Linked DNA regions of Homo sapiens: region 1 is linked to region 2. A link is a contact called in ENCODE Hi-C data. All regions are on one chromosome and are shown on one strand. The core of a region is the stretch at or near the end of the contact, and the rest is flanking DNA. Distances in the headings are between cores, read along the strand shown. Region 1 overlaps LOC105374510 (a long non-coding RNA gene). Region 2 overlaps LOC105374510 (a long non-coding RNA gene).

The links. A loop is a pair of places that touch in the nucleus more often than their neighbours do. Pooled maps may share reads with other maps.
Region 1: a loop to region 2 is called in a map of colonic mucosa, with 2.6 times the contacts of the local background. The contact joins two enhancer-like sites. A Hi-C loop is called at or near these places in 2 of 168 maps with a recorded cell type or tissue (colonic mucosa and tibial artery) and 1 of 50 pooled maps.

The regions. Positions count from the first base shown.
Region 1 is chr4:18,732,279-18,736,027 of GRCh38, forward strand. The region is part of intron 2 of LOC105374510 (a long non-coding RNA gene); the gene reads left to right. Among named protein-coding and RNA genes, the nearest start is that of LCORL, 710 kb to the left of the region's middle. Within about 2 kb of position 2,358, at least 2 of the 41 ENCODE cell types and tissues checked have a DNase peak (open chromatin) inside an H3K27ac peak, as active enhancers do.
Region 2 is chr4:18,695,735-18,699,663 of GRCh38, forward strand. All of the region lies in intron 2 of LOC105374510 (a long non-coding RNA gene), which reads left to right. Among named protein-coding and RNA genes, the nearest start is that of LCORL, 680 kb to the left of the region's middle. RefSeq lists an enhancer at 2,759-2,838. Within about 2 kb of position 2,542, at least 2 of the 41 ENCODE cell types and tissues checked have a DNase peak (open chromatin) inside an H3K27ac peak, as active enhancers do.

The DNA.
Region 1 (3,749 bases), core at 1,108-3,607, 36 kb after region 2:
TATATATATTCAACAACACACATATATATCTCTCTTTTTAAATGTAATATTTTATAAATATAATCTCTATTTGTTGAACCTCTGTAAAATGACTTATCTGCCTTTAATGTATTATTTCTTGCCCATAATATAAGAAATTAATTTACTTGAAATTATTCTCAATAATCTAAAAAATTCATTGTCACATCATCACTAAATATTATATTTGGGAGAATTTTGGAGTTTATCTCCAGGAATAATTTGATGTATGTGTCACTTCTCTAATATTATCAACCAAGTAATAAACCAGCTTCAGTTTAATTATCTCTAGGTAAAAGAAATGTATTTCCTGAAAAGGAAGCTACTTTGATTTTTACAAAGTTGTAATTTTAAAAAATACTATCATTTATATATGAAGCTGAAATATAGCTACCACAACCTTACCTCTTTGATACTAGTTTTCTTTTAAAAAAGATATGGATTTGAACTTAATTCTTCTTCTGCATGGTGATCTTTTAGGTATTGCAACAAAAAAAGTCATTGTGCCTCTAATAAAAGCCACTTTTCCCATTTTTAGTATTAGTAATTGTTTCTCAATTCTTTACCATCATGTAAACATTATATTAATATAGTCTCATCTGTTACGATTCCTTTGAAATGTTGATACTTATTAAATTTTAGAAGAAGACTGGAAAATAGAAACAAAAATAATCAACAAATGTTATTTCTGGATACTAGGGAATTCAATATTTGAAATAATTTTTTTCAGGATTTCATAAAGAAACTTAGCACTGTTTGTAAAAACAAACAAAAAAAGTCATTAAAAAGCATGGTGTCCAAAACTGAGGAAAACCCCCTGGAGAATCGCTAATTCAGTACAGAATGGAGCACAGCTATTTCCTCATATACTGAACATAATTTTTCTATGAATAATATTTAATTATTTTAGTTATGTTTTGCAACCACATTTGATTATTATTTCATACGTGTGATATGGTCAATCAAAATCTTACAGTAGCTTTCACTTATTCATTCGAATAATTATTTAGTAAACATCTATTGTCCAATACATATGAGTGCTTTAGTCCCTGCTGTCAATGACCATTCAGCTGGTGAAGGAGATAGATTTGTAAACTCCAGTTACAAAATGTATGATAACAGCTGCAAAACAGGTAACCAAAGCATGGCACTTAAAACAAGCATCTTAACCCATTTTGGAGACTTGTTTCGTGGGATACCAAGCCCTGGAATGAAGATGGACAAGGCTTCTAAAGAAGGGAACCAAAACAGGGAAGAGTGTGAGTGTAATGTGGTTCTAGAAGAGAGCTAGTGACTTGGAGATGAGTATAGAGAGGAGGCTGAATAGTAGACCAAAGGCCGGGTTCTTAAAGGCTGACTGAAAACTGTCCTGCATTCAACAGGGCATTGGCAGGACATTAGGTAGGAGAGTAACACGATCAGATTGGGTGTATCTAAAACCTCATTATAGATGCATGTTGCTCCATCATTCAGTCATTTTCACAGGACTGGATATTTATCCTTAACAGTTTCAATTTAAATGAAAGTTTTATCACTGAATAAATAGCACCTCTGTAGTCAACATATAGTTTATCTTTAATGGTCAGGGACAAAATTACTAAAAAGATATTTCTTAAACCAAAATTTTGAAATTTTCATTTTTCCTGGCTCCTTTATAGATGTTAACTTCAGACTTCAAATATTTACTTAATTTTACTGGTGTTGGTGGATTTACTATCTTTGAAAACCAAGTGTGACATAATATTTCATATTAATAATACTGTCTGAGCTTGGTTTCTCTGACTTTTGGATACTCGTTGGAATATAAAGACTATCTTCTGGAAGTGAGACAAGACCTTCACAGCTGTGCTTGCGTTAAGTGGCTTCAGTCCAAAAATAATCATGTTCTTGTATTACCATGGAATACAAGGAAAGGGCACTGGGCTTTCCTTTGTGTTCAACATCAATTTTGGGATCTACAAAATTTAGTATGCCAAGTTTGTCATCAAATCCTTGAAACTCAGGAGAGAGAATGCAGTTTGAGGTTATTTTTGCAGAAATAGAACTTTTTATTAATGTTGGAAAATAGCCACATTAGTTCAAGAAAGAGTGGGAAAGCAGCACAGTGTCTCTTTCAGTTTGAAACAACATGCAATCTCTTCCTAAGTGCTTTATTTCAAAGAGCTAAAACTGTACAGTGTTAAGCAGCCTGAAAAAATCAGCTTCAGAGTGAGGACAAATAATTGAATGATGTCTTTCTTCTAAAAGACGTCAGGCTTTTTGCCCGCTGCTCTTTGACATTTATCAAATCCTGCTCTTTAATGTCTGTCAAATTGTCCAGGTGATAAGCACAGAACTTGTTCTGGCCAATGGCCCTGTGCCTGCATTTTCAAATTTGGTATGGTTGGCTTGGGTTTCTTAGTTCAGCTCAGCAGGCTGCCACTGGAGTGAGTAAAGAGAGACTGTGCCCTCACAGAACCTTGCATTAAAAATTACCTTCAGCTTTCAAACCAGATCAGCCAACCTATACATGAGGCTGTTGGTGCATGAAATAAGAGAACCTTGAATTACCAAGCCCATCCAAAAATCTTGTCTGGTTGACACCTGTCTTTTATTGCTGCAGTTACTGTGTGTTAAGAGTTGAATTGTGTGCCTCCCTAATCCCCACTTCCTGGATGTTGAAGTCAAATTTCACTATCTCAGAATAACACCTTATCTGGAAATAGGTTTGTTACAGATGTAATTAGTTAAGATGAAGACATACTGGAGTAGGATGAACTCTTTATCCCAATATAACTGTGTCCTTCTAAAATGGAGAAATGTCAACACTGAGACACGCACCCAGGAAGAGAACTCCATGAAAAATCTTCTTTAATGCTATCAGAGGGAGTTCAGTCCCGCTAATACCTTGATCTTGGACGTCTAGCCTCCAGAACTGTGAGAAAATACATTTCTGTAATTGAAGCCACCCACTTTGTTGTACTTGGTTACATCAGTCCTAAACTAATATACTCTGCTTACTGTACTATCTCCTGGGTTTTAAAAAAAAATTTGGTTTTAGCTTTGTTTTATGAGCATGCCCATTGAAATAAAAGTAAACTTGACATCTTGGTACCTTGGCCTGAAAAGCAGTCTGGATTTCCTCTCCAGGTGGTTCTGCCTTGAGCTGTTCTACTACTACTACTACTATTATTATTATTGATTATTTTTTTTGAGGTGGATTCTTGCTCTGTCACCCAGGCTGGAGTACAGTGGTGCAATCTCAGCTCACTGCAACCTCCGCCTCCTGGGTTCAAGCGATTCTTCTGTCTCAGCCTCCCAAGTAGCTGGGATTACAGCCATGCTCAACCATGCCCAGCTAATTTTTATATTTTTAGTGGAGATGGGGTTTTGCCATGGAGCTGTTCTATTATAATTGCTATTATAATTGCCAAAGAGCTGTTCTTTGTAATAGGGCTGTTCTATTATAATTGCTTCTTTTAATATAATCCATGACTGGCACCCAGACTCAGTATCAACCAGCTTAGTGGCACACTTGCCATTTGTTCTAGAAGTTCTGTGGAAGTGATTATATACTCTCCAAAGTCCAGCAATATGCCACAGCAGCAGACCTTTCCTCATTCCAGGCTAGAAAGGCCATGTTAAAAAGTACTTTTGGCATAGCCCTGAAGTTACTTATAGCTGCCAAACTAGTGTCATAATTCATTTTTAGTACATTGGCTCATATACTATCTTTAACTCCGAAAATAAAA
Region 2 (3,929 bases), core at 1,292-3,791:
AATAACTTTTGGGGTACAAGTGGTTTTTGGTTTTGTGAATGACTTGTATAGTGGGTACGTGGATGAATTGCATATGTATTCATATATATATATATATGAAACAGGAAAAGTTCCCTTGTCCCCCTCACAGGGTGTGTGATGGGGTGTTGCTGGCTTCTTTGGTGCCCTCCTGCTCAAACCTCTAGGGGGAGCATGCAGATGGACAGGCTGTGGGACTCCAACCCCATGGCAGCATCTAGGGTTGAGTGTTTAGAGCTTCTGAAGCCCCAGTGGGCGTGTGTTACCGTGCGCTCTTTCAGTTTAGCCATCCGTAGGCAGCTTGTGTTAATCAGCTCAATTAGACTCCCTGACTTATTGCAAGGACAGAGTGCTTTCTGAATCCTGGGGTTTCTTCCTTTGGTGTATTGGAAGGGATCAGAGGGCACGTGGGCTTAGAGAATGAGTGCAAGGTTTTATCGAGTGGAAGTAGCTCTTAGCAGATGGAGGAGCCAGAAGGGAGATGGAGTGGGAAGGTGGTTTTCCCCTGGAGTCAGGCTGCTTAGCGGCTGGGCTCTCCTCCAACCGCCCCAGCCAAACGCCACATCGTTCCGCCGGTCGATGGCCTTCCAGTGCCTCTCTCTCCATGTCCAGCCGCTTGTCTTCTTCCGCTGGTGTGTTCCTCTTGACGTCCAGCTGCTTGTGTGTGTGCCTGCTAGGGTCTCCGGGTTTTTTATTGGCACAGGATGGGGGTGTGGCAGGCCAGGGTGGTCTTGGGAAATGCAACATTTGGGCAGGAAAACAGAAATGCCTGTTGGCACCTAAGTCCACGGGCACAGGCCCTGGCCAGAGCCCTAACCAGGAACCACAACCTCCTCTACCCAACACTTCCCTGAATCCTTTCCATATCAATATGTATATGTGTGTGTGTGTGTGTGTGTGTCTATATATATATATATATATATATATATATATATATATGGAGAAAAAGAATATATATACATACTCCTTTTCTCTCCTTTTTCTGTTCAGTGGAATTTGCATGTGGTGGAAGGAACTAAAATAGTGTCAGAGCCAAGAGAAAAGTTCCCCTTTGCCTGCTGAAGGTTCACTGAAAAATCAACTCACAGAATGACATACAAGTTTATTTAACATGTACACACAGGAGTCTTTAGAAGGAAAAGCCAAAGATACAGGGGAAATCGTCTATTTTATGCTTAGATTCAACAAACTATGGACAGCTGTGTAGACATATCACTGGACAAAAAGGGTGTGATCCAATTCTAATAGACTGAGTTGGGAAGCCCAGCGAGGCCTGTGTGTCCAGATTCTTCTTGGCCCCTCTGAGCATGCATTTCTTTCTTCTGGGTGTGGGCCAGGACCCTCTCTAGAATGGGGGTCTTATGACCTACAGCCAAATAAGGTGAGTTAGGTCATTTCCTTGTAGTTTTTACACAGAAAGTTATAGAAGAACTTACACCAGTATTACTCGGTTTTATGGCTGGTTTGGGGGGAAACGCGGTTCTGGTTTCAGTGATCTGCCTTGGGGAAGAAGGATTCTAGGTTTTATGGGTAGCCTTTGGGGAGAATGGGACTGAGAGACTGGAGGGCAGGAGAATGTCAGAGAAAAACTTTGGTTTTTGAGGCTGCTTCTGAGGGCTTCATTTTAAGATATTGTTTTGGGGTATTTTTTGGGTATTGTTTTCCGAAGTCCCATCATTAGTCATTTTAAACCACCAAATGGGGAGCTGCATATTAAAGATGACAGAACAATACGACAGAATAAGCCTAGGTTCCACAGGGGAGAAAAGATTCCTTTTCTTACCCATCACAAGTTTCATAGCTGAGATCCCCCATAACCAAAGGCAGATGGACAAGAGTAAAACATTCAGATTTACTTGATATAACTTTTATGTGACATGGGAGGCTTTAGTATAAAGATCTGTGTAAGAGAGGAAAACTTTTTATGAACACGTGCAGAAGTCAGAGTGGAGGGCTTGAAAAGGGGTATAGTCTAATGGTAATACACGGCGGGGGTGGGCGAGGAACTTAGCAATGTCTGTTCAGATTCTTCTTGGTGTCTCTGTGTGGCATTCCTTCCCTCTGGGTACAGGGCAGGACACTTGTCATGTGAGAGTCTTCAGGGAAGAAGAGAGAGAAAGGCCAGAGAGTGACTTTCATAGGTTTTATAACCTGCTTCAGGAGAGAATGGTGAGAGAAGGCTGGAAAGACCTTTCTGCTTCTGTTTTTTTTTTTTTTTAAATGCCAAGGTGGGATATTGTGGGTAGCATACCCTGAACAATTTCAGAAGTGTGCAACTGTATATCACAACTGTGTAGGGCCCCAAAACATTTTCCTCCCCTATCTGAATGAAGATTCTATAATCGAGTCTGCTGAAATGAACTGACAATAGACAAAGCTGGGGTAAAGGCATACAAATGTATTGTGTGCATAAACACGAGAGTCACACAAAATATGAGGTTCAAAGAGGGGACCAGGTGGCAGAAACTTAAGTAGAAAGAAACGGGGGCCTCTGAGAGGGAGGGGAGGTGGTGACACATACCATGGAAGGATAAGGAGAGAAACAATGGTGAGCAAAGGCTGTCTTATTACGCAGATCAAGTTTCTCAGGTAACAGCCCTTAGAAAAGTAGCTGAAAGAAGAAGTGAAAAGTCTGTCCTGGCGTGTTGTCCTGGGCCTGGCGACTTTTAGTTTCCTTTCCTGCAATACAAATTAATCTTCCCTGGTCAATAAGATTTCAGACAGGAGATTGAAGGCAATCGTGTTTCTTTTGGAAGAATTTCCCTCAGTCAGATAAGGAAATTTCAGGGACAGCTCCTCCCTGCACTTGGTAGGAGAAACTAGGGAGGGTCAGAGAGTCCTTGATTCCAAAGCAGCTTTGAAAGCTCTCATTTCCTTTAGTTCTTCGTGCTGAGCGTGCCAAAGCACCAAACGTTGGGGTATCATTTTCTGAGCCCAACACCTGGCCTGCTTACCTCTGGACTGCTGTGTGAGTGAGAAACAAACCTTCCGATTGTGTATGTGCTCTTATACTGGTCTTTATCACCTTGACTGGAAATCTCTTTGCATGGCACCCTGCCCTGGTTTCTGGTAGTGAGGTAGGTAATTATGTCTATCATTTCTTGTGGAATCTGGACAACATCACCACCTCCTCTCACTCCTGAAATGATTTCAAAGCTAAGACAATGTCACTTTACCAGCGATTGGTTTCTCCTCTCCCTTCCTGATTTTTGCATACTACTATAGTATGATCAAGAGGTAGTGCTTTTATTCATTATTCATTGATGAAACACACATTATTTAGAATTTGCTACTATCCAGGCTTCACTAAGTACCAAGTTAATTCAGGATTCCTTAAATAATTTATCATTTAACAGAGGGAGATGGAAGTATTAAAAAGTAAGCACACTAAAGCCAAAGAGAGGCACGTCCAGGTGACAGTGAGAACGTAGAGGAAGGGTGTTGACTCAACATAGCTCATACTGCTCTTATATACTTTTAAAGGAATTCATATCATTTTAATATCCCATTTCTATGATGCTTCCATCACATAAGCTGATTTTTGCCCTCTCTTTGTTGTGAGGAATAGATAAAGGGCAATTGGTTAATAAGTTTGAGATCATCGTTCATAAAGTCCTAAGCACTGGTCATATTGAGAAGTGATCTTAACAAGTTCTACAACTCAACTTAAATGCTTACGTACTAACATGCAGAATTATTTCCTGTCTGAACTCCTACAACAGATGCTTTTCTTGCTACAAAGTTTGCTATAAATTATATGGTAAGATAGGGCACAGACCCCCCCTGCCCATTGCAGTGCAAAGTGCTGGACAAGCAATACGATCAATAATCACTTGTTGAGTTTGGCAGGGAGGGAATGAAGAAGGGAAGGAAAGATGATAGGAAGGAAAGAAGGATATAGGAAGGAAAGA